Linked DNA regions of Mus musculus: region 2 is linked to region 1. Evidence: chromatin loops called from intact Hi-C (ENCODE). Cell type or tissue: heart. All regions are shown on one strand. Each heading gives the region's core, and the rest is flanking DNA. Links, peaks and the distances in the headings are about the cores only.

The links. Hi-C counts contacts between places; a loop is a spot of excess contacts. Peaks named below come from ENCODE experiments on the same cell type or tissue, not always from the same donor. Only the 100,000 strongest peaks of a DNase experiment are listed, where the experiment ranks them.
Region 2: it touches region 1 in a loop (5-fold over the local background); 18 of 42 quality-filtered maps call a loop at or near these places.

The regions. Positions count from the first base shown.
Region 1 is chr14:47,526,377-47,534,454 of GRCm38, forward strand. Fbxo34 (F-box protein 34) reads left to right here. Exons shown (of 3, transcript NM_001146086.1): 3 at 2,799-5,586. The coding sequence starts at 2,809. The coding sequence ends at 4,896. Among named protein-coding and RNA genes, the nearest start is that of Gm35166, 22 kb to the left of the region's middle. In heart, for the core only: a CTCF peak has its summit at 2,855 (motif pointing left); a DNase peak (open chromatin) is centred at 2,855; H3K27ac peaks cover 296 bases.
Region 2 is chr14:47,469,792-47,474,791 of GRCm38, forward strand. Fbxo34 (F-box protein 34) reads left to right here and starts at 2,770. Exons shown (of 3, transcript NM_001146086.1): 1 at 2,770-2,926. In heart, for the core only: no CTCF peak of the experiment used is centred there; DNase peaks (open chromatin) are centred at 2,760 and 3,260; H3K4me3 peaks cover 2,384 bases; H3K27ac peaks cover 1,491 bases.

The sequences.
Region 1 (8,078 bases), core at 1-5,000:
AAAGCTGCTCATTCAGTTACTGTCAGTGGAGCAGGTTTTACAGATTATGTGCAAACAAAAACCTTCCCTGATTATACTAATTTGTTCTCAAATATTTCTTTAATTTGAATTAATTATTATTAATGTTTGTTTTTAACAGACCTGTTCTAGTTATGGTTACTATTACTGGGATGAAACCCTGTAACCAAATGCATGTCCTGACTTCCATCATCAAAGGAAGGCAGGACAGGAACATGGAGGCAGGGGCTGATGCAGAGGCCATGGAAGGGAACCACTTACTGGCTTGCTCCTGTGGCCTGCTTTCATTTCACTTACATTTCCCATGAAAACCCAGCACAGAGTTGGCTCAGAGCGACAGCACTCAGTATAACTCTTCTTTATGTAGCATCTTGTTTTTGAGGAATTCTGGGTAGTTCTTTTGGGAAGACTTATAGAACCCAGGACCACCACCCAGGGATGGCCCCACCCACAGTGGTTTGTGGCCTCCCCCACTGATAACAATGAAAATGCCCCACAGGCTTGCGTGCACACAAGCCTGATCTTATGGAGGCATTTTCTCAGGTGAGATTCCCTCCTCTCAGATGACTATAGTTTGTGTCAAGCTGACATAAGCCTAGCCAGCATAACACACAGCACCTAAAATACTGTGGGGGTGCAGAGGCAAAGAAAACATTGTGCAATGCATAGCAGCTGTACATTCACTCACAGGCACTCACTCTGCAAGGAGAGCATTCTGTGATAGTTTATTATGTCCCCCACTTCCATTGCTTTCATTTCACTTACATTTCCCCATGAAAACCCAGCACAGAGTTGGCTCAGAGCGACAGCACTCAGTATAACTCTTCTTTATGTAGCATCTTGTTTTTGAGGAAGACTAAATTATCAAAAATGGTAGAAAGCTATTAAACTGTTATGGTGCAGAAAAGGGGCCGCTCTCTACCACCCTTAGGTTCTGAGGTTTCAGGGACCAATCACAATGATCTTAAGATCTACTCCAGGAGGGAGAGGTGGGGCCTGCCAGTGTCATGCCTGGGGCCTGAGCTGACCCCTGGACTTGACATGGGAAGGGGAGAGCCGGTTCCTGCACGAGTTCTCTGACTTCTCCGTAGGAGCTGCACAGCTTGGACCCGTGCTTATATAAAAATAAATGTATACACAAATCTCTAAAAGGCACTTTACGTACCGTAAATGCAGAGCTTCCATTTGCAGAGTTAGAAAACAGCTGAGCCTGGGCTAGAGAACCCTAGAGTTAAGATGGAAGGTACAGTACATGGGCTCTCCCCAGTCAGCACTGATGCCTGAAGGCAGGTAAAGGCTGTGAGCCCGCGGGAAGGATTATACGTAGTTGCCCCATAGGATGCATGTCTTGCACAATAATCTCAGCTAGAGTGGATCTCTCCATGCATAGCTCTGAAAATATGGTGGCCTCACTCCCACAAATGTGTGACTGCAGATCTTTATTGCATTGGTAGGATTACTTTACAGGAGAGTGACCATCCCTGGAAAACACACTCTTCAGTCCTAGGGTGCTTTTTAGCAAGGGTATGGATCCCTGGACTATATCTAGGGTGTCAACCCTTCCGTTAACATTTCCACTCAGATGGAGTAGAGGTGCCTTGCCCAGGTTGTATCCACCCTCTCTAGCTAATCTAATCAGTGAGAGCAGAGGCCAGGCCAGGCCAAGGCAAGTAATCCTCTGTCTGTCACCTCACGCTGAAATGCCTCCCTTCCTCACCCCACCAGGAAAGAAGGAAAAAAGGCACCAGGGTTTTGTTGTTTTGTTTGTCTGAATTAGTTCAGACTTTTTAAGAATAAGGCATATGGGCCTCTGTGTTTTCTTTAAGATGCTATAGAAGGTTTGGTAGTCAAGATTTGATGCTTGGTCCTAGCCAAAAAGTCAGTAAGGACGTATATAGTTCAGATGAATGGGTTGTTTAGAAATTAAAACACATGACAGACAAGTTATAAACAGCAAAACAGCCAACACTATGGGAATGGTTGAGGAAATAATAGTTATTTTTATATGCAACCAATAAAGTGCTAGCTGTGAGGAACTGGAAGATAAAGATAAAAAATCTAGTAAGGCCTGAGTCACTGCTGTACCGTCAATCTCAACAGTAGGGAGGCAGCAGGTCTGGCGTGAGTTTCAGGCCAGTCAGGATTCCATACTGAGACAGACATACTTAAACCCACGAAACAAAACAGTCTACTAGGGCCAGGCATGGTATGCACTGAGGAAAGCTGAGGCAGGAGGGTCACAAATGTAAAACTAGCATGGGTTAGGTAGTCAGAACTAGTTATGCAGGAGAGGATGCTGCTGCTAGAGCTGGTAGAGCACTTGCTTAGCATCTAGAGAGTCCTGGGTTCAACTCCCAGCGCCGCCTGTAATCTCAGGACTGTGGAGGTAGAAGGAGCAGAGAGTCAAGGCCAGCCTCGCCTACATGAAACCCTATCTCCTAAAAACCAGACAGAATGAACAGCCTAGGCAATATAGAGGAGTTAATATTTCCTGCTTCTGTGCCAAGGTGTGATTTTAGAAAAAGCAGTGTCAGGAAAACGAACTTTAAAGGATTAATTTACATTAATAGCCCTTTCTATAATGTATCATTCAAAATCAGCTGATTTTGTGGCTGTTAGTTCCACAGAAAGTGCTTAGTTTGCTTCTGTTCTCCGTGATTTGTGTATTAGAAATGAGCCAGAATGCGACTTTTGGTAGAGATGTTAGAAGTTGAGAAAATAGACTTCTCTTGCTAGAAACAGTAGGATACCTAAGTCAGCTCTCTTCTCTCCTGTTCCAGGGCATCTGTTATGCACCTTAAGCTGTACTGGAAACTCCAGAAGAAAGAGCGCCCTCTTGAGGTCAGCAGGGACACCCTGAGAACGCCTATGAGCCACGGAAAGGCCAACGGTGATGTGAAGGCCAGAGCCAGCTACATGAAACCCACCGTCCTTCCTTCAGCCTCCCTTGTCAAAGCATCGTCTAGAAAACCTTTTGGGATCCTTTCTCCAAATGTTCTGTGCAGTATGAGTGGGAAGAGCCCTGTGGAGAACAGCTTGAATGTTAAAGCCAAAAAGAACGTGCTGTCTGCAGCCGTGCACCAGAGTGAGGAGGGGCTGCCTGGGACCTGGGCTATTGTCAAACCTGGGAACACGAAGGAGAAAATTGCATTCTTTGCAGCCCACCAGTATAGCAATAGGATAGGCTCTATGAAAATTAAAAGTTCCTGGGATATCGATGGGAGAGCCACTAAAAGAAGGAAAAAATCAGGAGATCTTAAGAAAGCCAAGTTACAGCTAGAAATGATGAGAGAGATCAACAGCCAGTGCTACCAGTCTGAGCCGTTTGTGTGTGGCGTGGAGCACTGTTCTGTGCACTACATGAGTGACAGCGGGGACGGTGTCTGTGCTGCGAGGCCTCTGTCGGTGATACAGATGGTTGCCTTCCTTGAGCAGAAGGCCACTGCTCTGCTAGCTAGCTGCACAAAAAACTGCACAAATTCGCCTGCCATTGTGAAGATTTCTGGCCAGTCCCGAGGTATACCGCCTGCACCTGAGCCCTTCTCTGCTCCGGAAACTTGTGAAGAACCCAAGGAACAAGAAAATCCCGAGACTGGCAGATCCCAGGGTGAGCCAGTCCGTGTCCTTGACATGGTAGCCAGGTTGGAGTCTGAGTGCCTGAAGCACCAGGGCCAGCGGGAACCCGGGAGCTTGTCACGCAATAACAGTTTCCGTCGAAATGTAGGCAGGGTGTTGCTCACTAATGGTTCTCAGGCCAGCGACAAAAGTGAAGAGGGCTCTGCAGACACAGCCGACCCTCAGGAGAATCCCTTGCAGCCGGTATCTGTGGGTGAAGAACCCTCCGTAACTGAGCATCATTCTGTAGGGGAGCAGGCCTGGGATGGCACTTCTCAAAGCTGTCCCTCATTGCCAGCCACTGTGAGCTTCCACATGGACAGCACAGATCTAGAGCCGGGTCAGCAAACAGCTATGAAGAGCTGCAGCCGGGATGACGTAGAAATGGTGGAGGAATTTGATGAATTGCCTACAGATGCTGTCCGTCGCATAAGAAGAGAGCTTGTAACAGTCACAAAGCACAGTCCTGAGCAGAGGCAGGACCCGCTGTGCATCAGCATCACTGTGTGCACGGTAGAGAAAGACCGGCCGGCGGCTTTAGACTCCCTTGAGGAGCCTCTTCCCGGGATGCTCTTCTTTCTGTCATCTGGACAGGACCAGCAAGCGCACCCCCAGCTGAGGGAACACCCAGCACCAGAGGCCTCAGAGGCCAGTCAGCCTCAAGATGCTGCTGAGGGCAGCAGTGCAGGTGAGGAGAAAGATGCCTCTGTGGAGCCGCTCCTCCCAGCAGCCTCTCCGGGAGGGAGCACCTCGCAGGTGCTTGAGGCAGCCACGTGCAAGAAGCAGGTGTCACAGGACTTTCTGGAGACCAGGTTTAAGATCCAGCAGCTTCTGGAGCCTCAGCAGTACATGGCATGCCTGCCCCACCACATCATAGTGAAAATCTTCAGGTTACTCCCTACCCTGAGTTTAGCCATTCTTAAATGTACCTGTCGCTACTTCAAGTCCATCATTGAATACTACAACATCAGGCCAGCAGATTCTCGGTGGGTTCGAGACCCACGCTATAGGGAAGACCCTTGCAAGCAGTGCAAGAAAAAGTATGTGAAAGGGGATGTGTCCCTGTGCCGGTGGCACCCCAAACCCTATTGCCAGGCTTTGCCATATGGGCCTGGCTACTGGATGTGCTGCCACCAGTCTCAGAAGGGCTTTCCTGGCTGTAAGTTAGGCCTTCATGACAATCACTGGTTACCTGCCTGCCATAGCTTTAACCGGGCAATCCATAAGAAGACGAGAGGGAGTGAGACGGAAGAGGAGTACTGAAGTCCATGGGACAGGGAGGCAAGAGGACCGTGAAACACTTGGGCCAACCTCCAGGGCTGCGAGCTCCCCCGGCCCTTCCTGATCTCTGCTCAGCTCTGACTGCCATTGCTCAGGCATTTTAAACTGTTTCTCAGCTGTACAAGAATTTAGTTCCATGGTTTTGTATGGTGGTGCCTCACATTAAACCTATCCAGCTGTGAAGAACTCTTGCCTGTTTTCCTCCATCAAGGACATTCAGAGGTCACCAGGCAGTCTCCACAAGGGGATCCTGAGGTGGTCCAACACTGGCTCTGCACTTGGAGTGAGTGAGGAGGGAAGCACACGGTTGAGAATTATGCCTCAGAAAGAAAACCAGGCACCTTACCCTAGGCCTGTATGCTCGTTCCCGTGAGAGTGGTGACTGCAGACCGACATGCCCTGTGCTGTTTACAGTGTGTATAATGGTTGTGCTTGCACAGGGCTGTGAACGTGCACATTAAACCCGAGCGCCTTTACCTGTAGATGAGTGCTTTGGCCCCTCTGTAAATAACGTGATTAAAATTCAGTATTGTATATTATGAACAGCTGACTAAACATAATCACCACAGAATAAGACAATATCATATAATAGATTAAAATGTTGTGCATCCTTTTGTCTGGTTAAAAATTTTTTAAAAAAACTTCAATAAAAAAATAAACGTTTTAAATGAGGTCTGGTCTTAAAATAAGATTTTACTAACTTTATGAATGTTCATGTAAATTCAGGCAGTGTTGGAGGAGACCAGCCAAGGGTGTTGGACCCCCTGAAGCTGTGCTGGGAAGTGATCTGTGTGTTGTGCAGAGCAACAAGTTCTCTACTGCTGAGCCATTACAGCCCAAAGATGGATTTCGTGCACGTGCGTGTGCTTGCTCTTGAGTGTGCGCACACTAAGGTGGCAGAGCCACCACTGTGGTGGTCAAGTGGCAGGCAGTTGTGAGCCGTGCTATGAACTGGACCAGATTCCTGCCTACGTCATCTGGTCCAGATCCTTATGCATTAAGTTCTTATGCATTAAGTTGTAATTAAAAACAACAACTTGAGCGGGCGTGGTGGCGCACGCCTTTAATCCCAGCACTGGGGAGGCAGAGGCAGGCGGATTTCTGAGTTCGAGGCCAGCCTGGTCTACAGAGTGAGTTCCAGGACAGCCAGGGCTACACAGAGAAACCCTGTCTCGAAAAACAACAACAAAAAACCAAACAAAAACAAACCTTTGATGTGTGTGGGTATTTTGCCTGCATTTATGTCTGCATCACATGGTTACCTGCACCAACAGAGGCCAGAAGAGGGCATCAGCTCCCCTGGGAGTCTGAGCAGGTTTGTAAGTCCTCATGTGGTTGCTGGGAATTAAGCCCGAGTCCTCTGAAGAACAGCAGTGCTCTTAACTGCAGTCACCTCTCCAGCTCCCTTCTTAGGGCCCTTCTGTTAAAGTCTTGTTTGTGTTCAAGCCATTTGTGGTGACTCATGTCTGTGATCCCAGAGCTCTGAGGACAAGGCAAAAGAATTGCTGAGTTTGAGGCATGCCTGGGCTACAAGAGGAGACATGTCAAATGCACCCCAAAACAGGGTTTAGAAGAAGGGAGGTTAACTTTTTATATTACAAAATCATCTTTCCTTAAATGTAAGTTTAAAATCTTATCGGCTTTTAACATTTTGAGTTTTGTGCAGTGCCTGCTGTATTCCCTATAAAGTACTATTAAAGAGTTCCCACAGCTGTCCACCAGTCACTTAGAAGCCACTGGGAGTCTTCAGGCTTGAAGACAGAAAGCTGGAGCTTTGAAAACAAAATCCAAAAACACAGAAAAAAACCCTGTTATCGGCCTAAGTTGCTGGCAGGGAGGATGGACGACAAATGTGGACGACTGATGGGGAAGGGCAGTGGTTGCCTTGGAGGAGGGTACACATTTGGCCAGGACCGGCAGGGAGCAGAGTGGAGGATGGTATTTAGGTAGAGCCAGCTTGGCCTATGTTAAGCAGAGGGTCATGAGGCCAGTGGCTTCCGAACTGGAATCTAGTTTGAATTTTTAAGATTGTGTGTCTGTATACTAGTGCGTGCATTTGTCCTTGTAAGCCAGAAGAAGGTGTCAGATTCCCTACTTCTGGAATTACAAGCAGTTATGAGTGTTGAATGCCAAACTTGGGTCTGTGGCTCTTAACTGCTGAGCCATATCTCTGGTTTGGGTTTTTCTTTTATCCTTCACAGTAACGGCTGAGAGCAGGCTGAGACTGCAGTGACCCCATGCCAGCGAGGCCACCCTGACAAGTGGACCATGCTATGCTAGCCTGGAGACGCAAACTTGGTCTGACACAACGCAAGAGGCTGAGAACAGCTCATCTTCAACACATCTGCTGTTGGCTTGTGCCAAGCTGGCAATCTGAATGTCCTCTAAGTTTGTTGTGACTCATAACTGGGATAAGGCGATAACACACAGGACAACCAAGGGTGTGACGTTCCTCATGCACTGTGTGTTCAACCTTTGCTGCCTGTGGCTCTCCCACGTGGGTACACAAGACAAACAACTCTGGGTTTTCATGAGTCAGCATTGCTGACCTGGTTATCACGTGCTCTGCAGCTGTGTGAGAAGCTGGGCTGACAACAGGGCATAGGATGCCCCCAGTGCACTTGGCCTTACCTCAGAAACAGACGGCCTGCATTAACTGTGGCAGGACAAGCTTCCCAGTGCTCAACAGAGGCTTGACACCAGCCCCCACCCCCAACCCCGCCCCACCCCACCCCCACGCTGAACTCAGACTACCAGAATGTAATGCTGCTTTTGAGACTCTGTGGCCCCCTAGTGTTGGATGTAGAAATAATCCACCCTTTGGTTTTTGGTTTTAAGAGCTTGTGTGTGTGGATGTCTGTATACCACATGCATGCAGTTCTGTGGAGGCCAAAGGGGCAGTATGTCCCCTAAAGTCAGAGTTACAGGCAGTTCTTAGCTGTCCTGTAGGTGCTGGAAACTGAACCCCAGCCCTGGAGGAGCAGCCAGTGCTAACCACTAACCATGCCAGAAGCCCCCAGGCGACCGGCCCACTCTCATGTCATGCCACGGTGTTCCCGTCCTGCATTGCCAAAGGTTCAAACCCCACCCCAGCCAAAGAAAACACCCACTCTGCTCTCACAGGAGGCGCTGCTCCACCTCAGTGTTTACCCCACCACTCATTG
Region 2 (5,000 bases), core at 1-5,000, 57 kb before region 1:
TGCCAGCACAGGCACACATGCCTTAGCCTTGCAGTTTGTTAAGATGCAACATTTGTTGCATTTATGTTTACATATTACATTTACATATAGTCTAGTTGCTTGACTTGGTTTGTGGTTTTTGGGAGCCGGTTTCACTGACTAGTTCAGAATGACCTGGAACTCATGGCAGTCCTCCGCTTGAACATCTCCATTGGTGTTCCCAAGCACCGCCCCACCTTTCTGTGCTGCTTCTGGGAGTTCCGTGTGTTAAAGGACTGGCACTTTGAAGACTAGCACAGACACTGTTGTTCTGAGACAACAATGGCTTACACATCAGTAGCGTGTTATCAAAAGTTCTTTCTGGTTCCCTGGGCTCTAGTGCCGTATCTGTGCTGTGGTTTAAAAAGCCAGGGCTTTGTTTTTCTTTTAAGAATTTGATACTGTATCTAGGGAGATGGCTAAGTGGGTAAAACTCTTGCAGAAGTCTTATGACCTAAGTGTTCCATCCCTGGAGCCTACACACGCACACACACACACACACACACACACACACACACACACACACACACAGGTATATTCAAAGCATTGTGCTGCTCATCCCAAACGTTGGTGGCTCCGTCAGAAAGGTGCTGAGAACCATCATCTACCTCTCCTTCCTGTCTGCTTCCTGGCTGTGGATGCCAGCTGCCATGTTCATGCCTGTTCATGCCTTCTCTGCTTCAAATTGTGAGCAACATACCCCCCCTTAATGAAAATATCTCCATTTACTAACTTTATATTTTATGAGTGCTTTGCCTGCATCTATGTCTGTGCGTCATATCTGCCTGGTGCCTTTGGAGGCCAGAAGGTGTCAGAGCCCCTGAAGCTGTAGTTACAGCAGGTTGTGAGAGGTCATGTGAGTGCTGGGAACCAAACCCAGGTCCTCTGTGAGAGCAGCCAGTGCTCTTAACCACTGAGCCATCTCTCCAGCGCTACAAGATAAGTCCTTAATTTCTTAAGATGCTTTTGTTAAGTATTTTGATCATGGAAATGAGAAAGGGATACAGCCCAGGAAACCCGGTACATGCTAAGTAGCCCAGAGTGGCTTTGAACTGCCACAACCTCTTGTCTCAGCCTTCCAAATTCAGGGATTACAAATGTGTACTACCATGCTTGGCTTAGTTTTATATTTTAAAATTGCAAATTTGTGTGTGTGTGTGTGTATGGAGGGTTTTTCACATACTCCAGCCCACGCATGTGTGTGTGTGTGTGTGTGTGTGTGTGTATGTATGTGTGTGTGTGTGTGTATGTATGTGTGTATGTGTGTGTGTATTTGTGTGTGTGTGTGTATGTGTATGTGTGTGTGGTGTGTGTGTGTGTGTGTGTGTGTGTGTCTGTATGGGTGGTATTCACATACTCCGGCCCACATGTAGAGGACATCTTTTCATCCTACCAGGTGGGTCGTAGGGATTGAACTCAGGGTGTCAGGTTTAGTGTCAGTACCTTCATCTGCTGCAGCATCTCACTGGTCCTATTTCTACATTTTGATTCTTTAAGACTTCACACACACGTTTCACAAGAGGTTTTTTATTTTCTGATGTGAGGCTGTTTAAAAAATTTTGTGTGTATAGCTATTTTGCCTGCACATGTGTGCACCAGATGTGTGTCTTGGATCCCCTGGGACTGAAGTAACAGATAATTGTGAGCCACCACGAGAGTGCTGAGAATTGAACCTGGGTACTTTAGAAGAGCAGCTAGTGCTCTTAAGTGCTGAGTCTTCTTGTTGTTGTTGTTTTTTTTTTTTTTTCTTTCACTGATAAGTTTACAAGGCTCTTGTAGATTAGCAGTTTAACTTTAAAGTTTATGTACTTTCTGGTAGGTACTTCTGCCATAATTTTATGGAAAATATATTCTTTTGTAAAAATTTTTTTTATGTGTATAGTGTTTTGTCTCCGTGCATGCAGTGTTTGTGGAGGCCAGAAAAAGACGTCTGATTCCATGAGGCTGCAGTTACAGACAAGTTTCGAACCACCTTGTGGTGTGCTGGGAATTGAATTCCCCTGGAAGAGCAGCCAGTGTTCTTAACAGAGAGGACCCGCGCCCTGCTCCCGCTGATCCCAAATTTGCTTTGCCATTGAGGGTGACCATGAACCTGTGGCGCACCTGACATCACCTCCCAAACTCTGGGATTACAGATATGAAGCAACATGCCCAGTGTGTAGGACATCAGGATCAAACCCAGGGCCATGGGCTTGCTAAATAGCTCATTTTAAAAATTTGAAATAGATGAGCCGGGTGTGGTGGCACACGCCTTTAATCCCAGCGCTCGGGAGGCAGAGGCAGGCGGATTTCTGAGTTCGAGACCAGCTTGGTCTACAAAGTGAGTTCCAGGACAGCCAGGGCTATACAGAGAAACTCTGTCTCCTAAATAAATAAATAAATAAATAAATAAATAAAATAAAATAAATAAAAATAAAAATTGAAATAGAACCATACGCTAGTGGTAGAACCAAGATTAGAACCCAGACATGTTGGATATCTAACAGGGTCAAACGTATTAAGGCTTCTGGAGCACCTGGGAGTGTTAATGAACTTGTCACTCTAACTGTGCTCTAGGGTTAGGGTCCTTGTTGTGCAGTGACACTCAAACTCCCCAATCTCCCGCCACACCAGGCTTGTAGGCGCTTGTCCTGGCAGCTCCCATCTCTCCCCACAGCGCTCGCGGCCGCCCGCAGGGGGCGCTGGCGCACGCAGGCTTTGCGGCCCCGCCCCCGGGCAACCGTCGATTGGGCCGGCGCGTGATGTCACGCCGGTTTAGCCAACAAATGGGTTTCGGGGCGAGCGTTGGGCTCCGCCGCTCAGCGCTGAGCTCCTGGTCCGCCTCAGTGTCGGGGAGCGAGTCAGGCCTGCCGCCGCCGCATCGGGCTGCCGCAGCCCCGGGCCAGGCCCTGGCCCGGCAGAAGCACAGGTGGGCCGGGCGAGGGCGCGGGGCTGCGGGGCGCGGGGCAGGTGGACACCGTGGCGGCTCCCGCTGCTCCCCGCGGCAGGGCCGAACGTTGGGGGCGGGGACCGCGGCTCGCCGTGCTCGGGGTGCCGCCGCCGCAGCGTCCTCCAGAGAGCCGTCCTCGCGGCCTGGCCCCGAGGTCGTGCGCCCGGCTGCTCCCTGGGCCCGGAGTCCGGCGACCCAAGCTAGGCCGCCGCGGGTGGGCTGCGTGCGGGGCGCGGGGCTCCGGGTGTCCCCGTGCAGGTGAGCGGCGCGTCTCCTCCACCCTCCCCGGGGGGCCCTGGCGTGCGAGCCTGCGGTGGTGAGGTCACAGTGCCGAGGCTCGGCGTGCGGGTGATGTCAGGGCTCTACCGAGACAGACCGTGATGTCACTGCAGGCCCCGAGTGGCGACCTTGGCGCGCGGAAGGGCTGGGAGGACCCGCGGGGAGAAAAAGGAAGTTCGGTCCTAGCAGATTTGAACCAAAATCTTGGGATCTCGGCTTCGTACAGTTTGGATGTAATAATTGTCAGGTGCTTAAACTTCATTTCGGAGAGCATCGGTAGTAGTACAGTTTAAGGACATTCGGTTTAGATATGAGGGATCTTGGGGGTTGGGCGTGGAAGGGGTATTAGGGTGTTCACTGTGCCTTCAGGAAGCTAAACTCAGTTTGATGGTTTGATGTAGCAGTTGCTGGGAAAGGGTGCGCGGGGGCTGAACCAACTGGAGGGCTGATAATTTAGTTGGCTTTATCTTTTTTTTTTTTTTTTTTGCCAGTGATCTGCTTGTTAGCGAATGACCAAGGCAAGCAGATCTTGAATGAACTTTGTCTTGCAAAGAAGGGGAGCTTGAATCAATCCAACATTTTTCTTAAATAATAATCCCCCGATGATGTAATTTATCCTGGTGTTTCTTGCCCCCCCCTCCCCCGTTTTATCAGGGACATTTGTTTTTTTCTGTGATTATAGCTCAGCAATAAGCCTCTGCTTTGCAGCCCACCCCCACCCCAAGACTAGGCTGTAACGTAATATAACACATCTGAGGACTACCTTTGGGGTCAGGCGACTTACATTTTGTCAGTAGTGCTTCCGAATGTGAAATGATAAATTTTAGCAGGTGATTTTGTGAATGTTGATTTTTCTCAGGCTTTGAAAAGATAGTAGACCTGCATAGAAGCACTGGCGCACTGGCGGTCAAGCACACATCTCTTGACTGCCCGTAGTGACACGAGGGCCCAGAAGCAGTTACATAGGACACTTCATACTAAGAGGGATGGAGGGGAAGAGTGGAACACAGTAGGCTGGCCATGCTGTCAATGAGAAGAGAGATGGCTAGCGCATGCCGGGAGCAGCCAGGTGAACTTTGGATCAGGAGATTAGTGTAGGTCGGTGGTACCAGGTGCTGTTCATCAGGACAGTAATCCCTAAGGCACGTCAGAGCTTTACAGCTGCCCTGCCCGGCAAGGAACCTGGATGACTTAAAGGCTCTGAAGGTCCTCACATTCTAGTGTCTAAGTAACCCAGGTGTGATCTAAGTCACAGTGGCCACCTCTCTAGAGATCTTAAACTTTGTCTAGATCTGTGTGGCTCAGTCTCCTTCAGAGAGACTCGGTGTGTGGGGGGGGTGGAGGAGGAGGAGAGAGCAAAACCACGAACACTAGCACAGTCTGTGAAGACATTCAGTATTCACCTATATTTCAAAGTATGTTGCTCTGGAGAGCTTTGGAGTCCAAACAGGCCCCACCCCGTCCCCAAGAAGTGGGCCATGATGGAGAGTTTTAGGGATGGGGCTTACCTCTAAGACCTGTAGAGCCTTTGGCTAACAAGTCCAGGTTGAAGAGATTTGTAGCGTGGCCTGTGTCCAGAAAAGCCACGGGAGTGGCTACTGCTTGGTTCTGTAGGAGCCCAGTCCGCAGTGCAGCATAGTTTGTCTGGAAAGCAGACTCTGAAGTCAGAGAGACTGGGGAACTGTAAGGTTTAACATGCGTGTGGGAGATTCTGTGCTAGGTGACAGTTCTAAGGAGCGGCTTATTTGTCAGTGCGTGTCCTACTCCCCCGGGA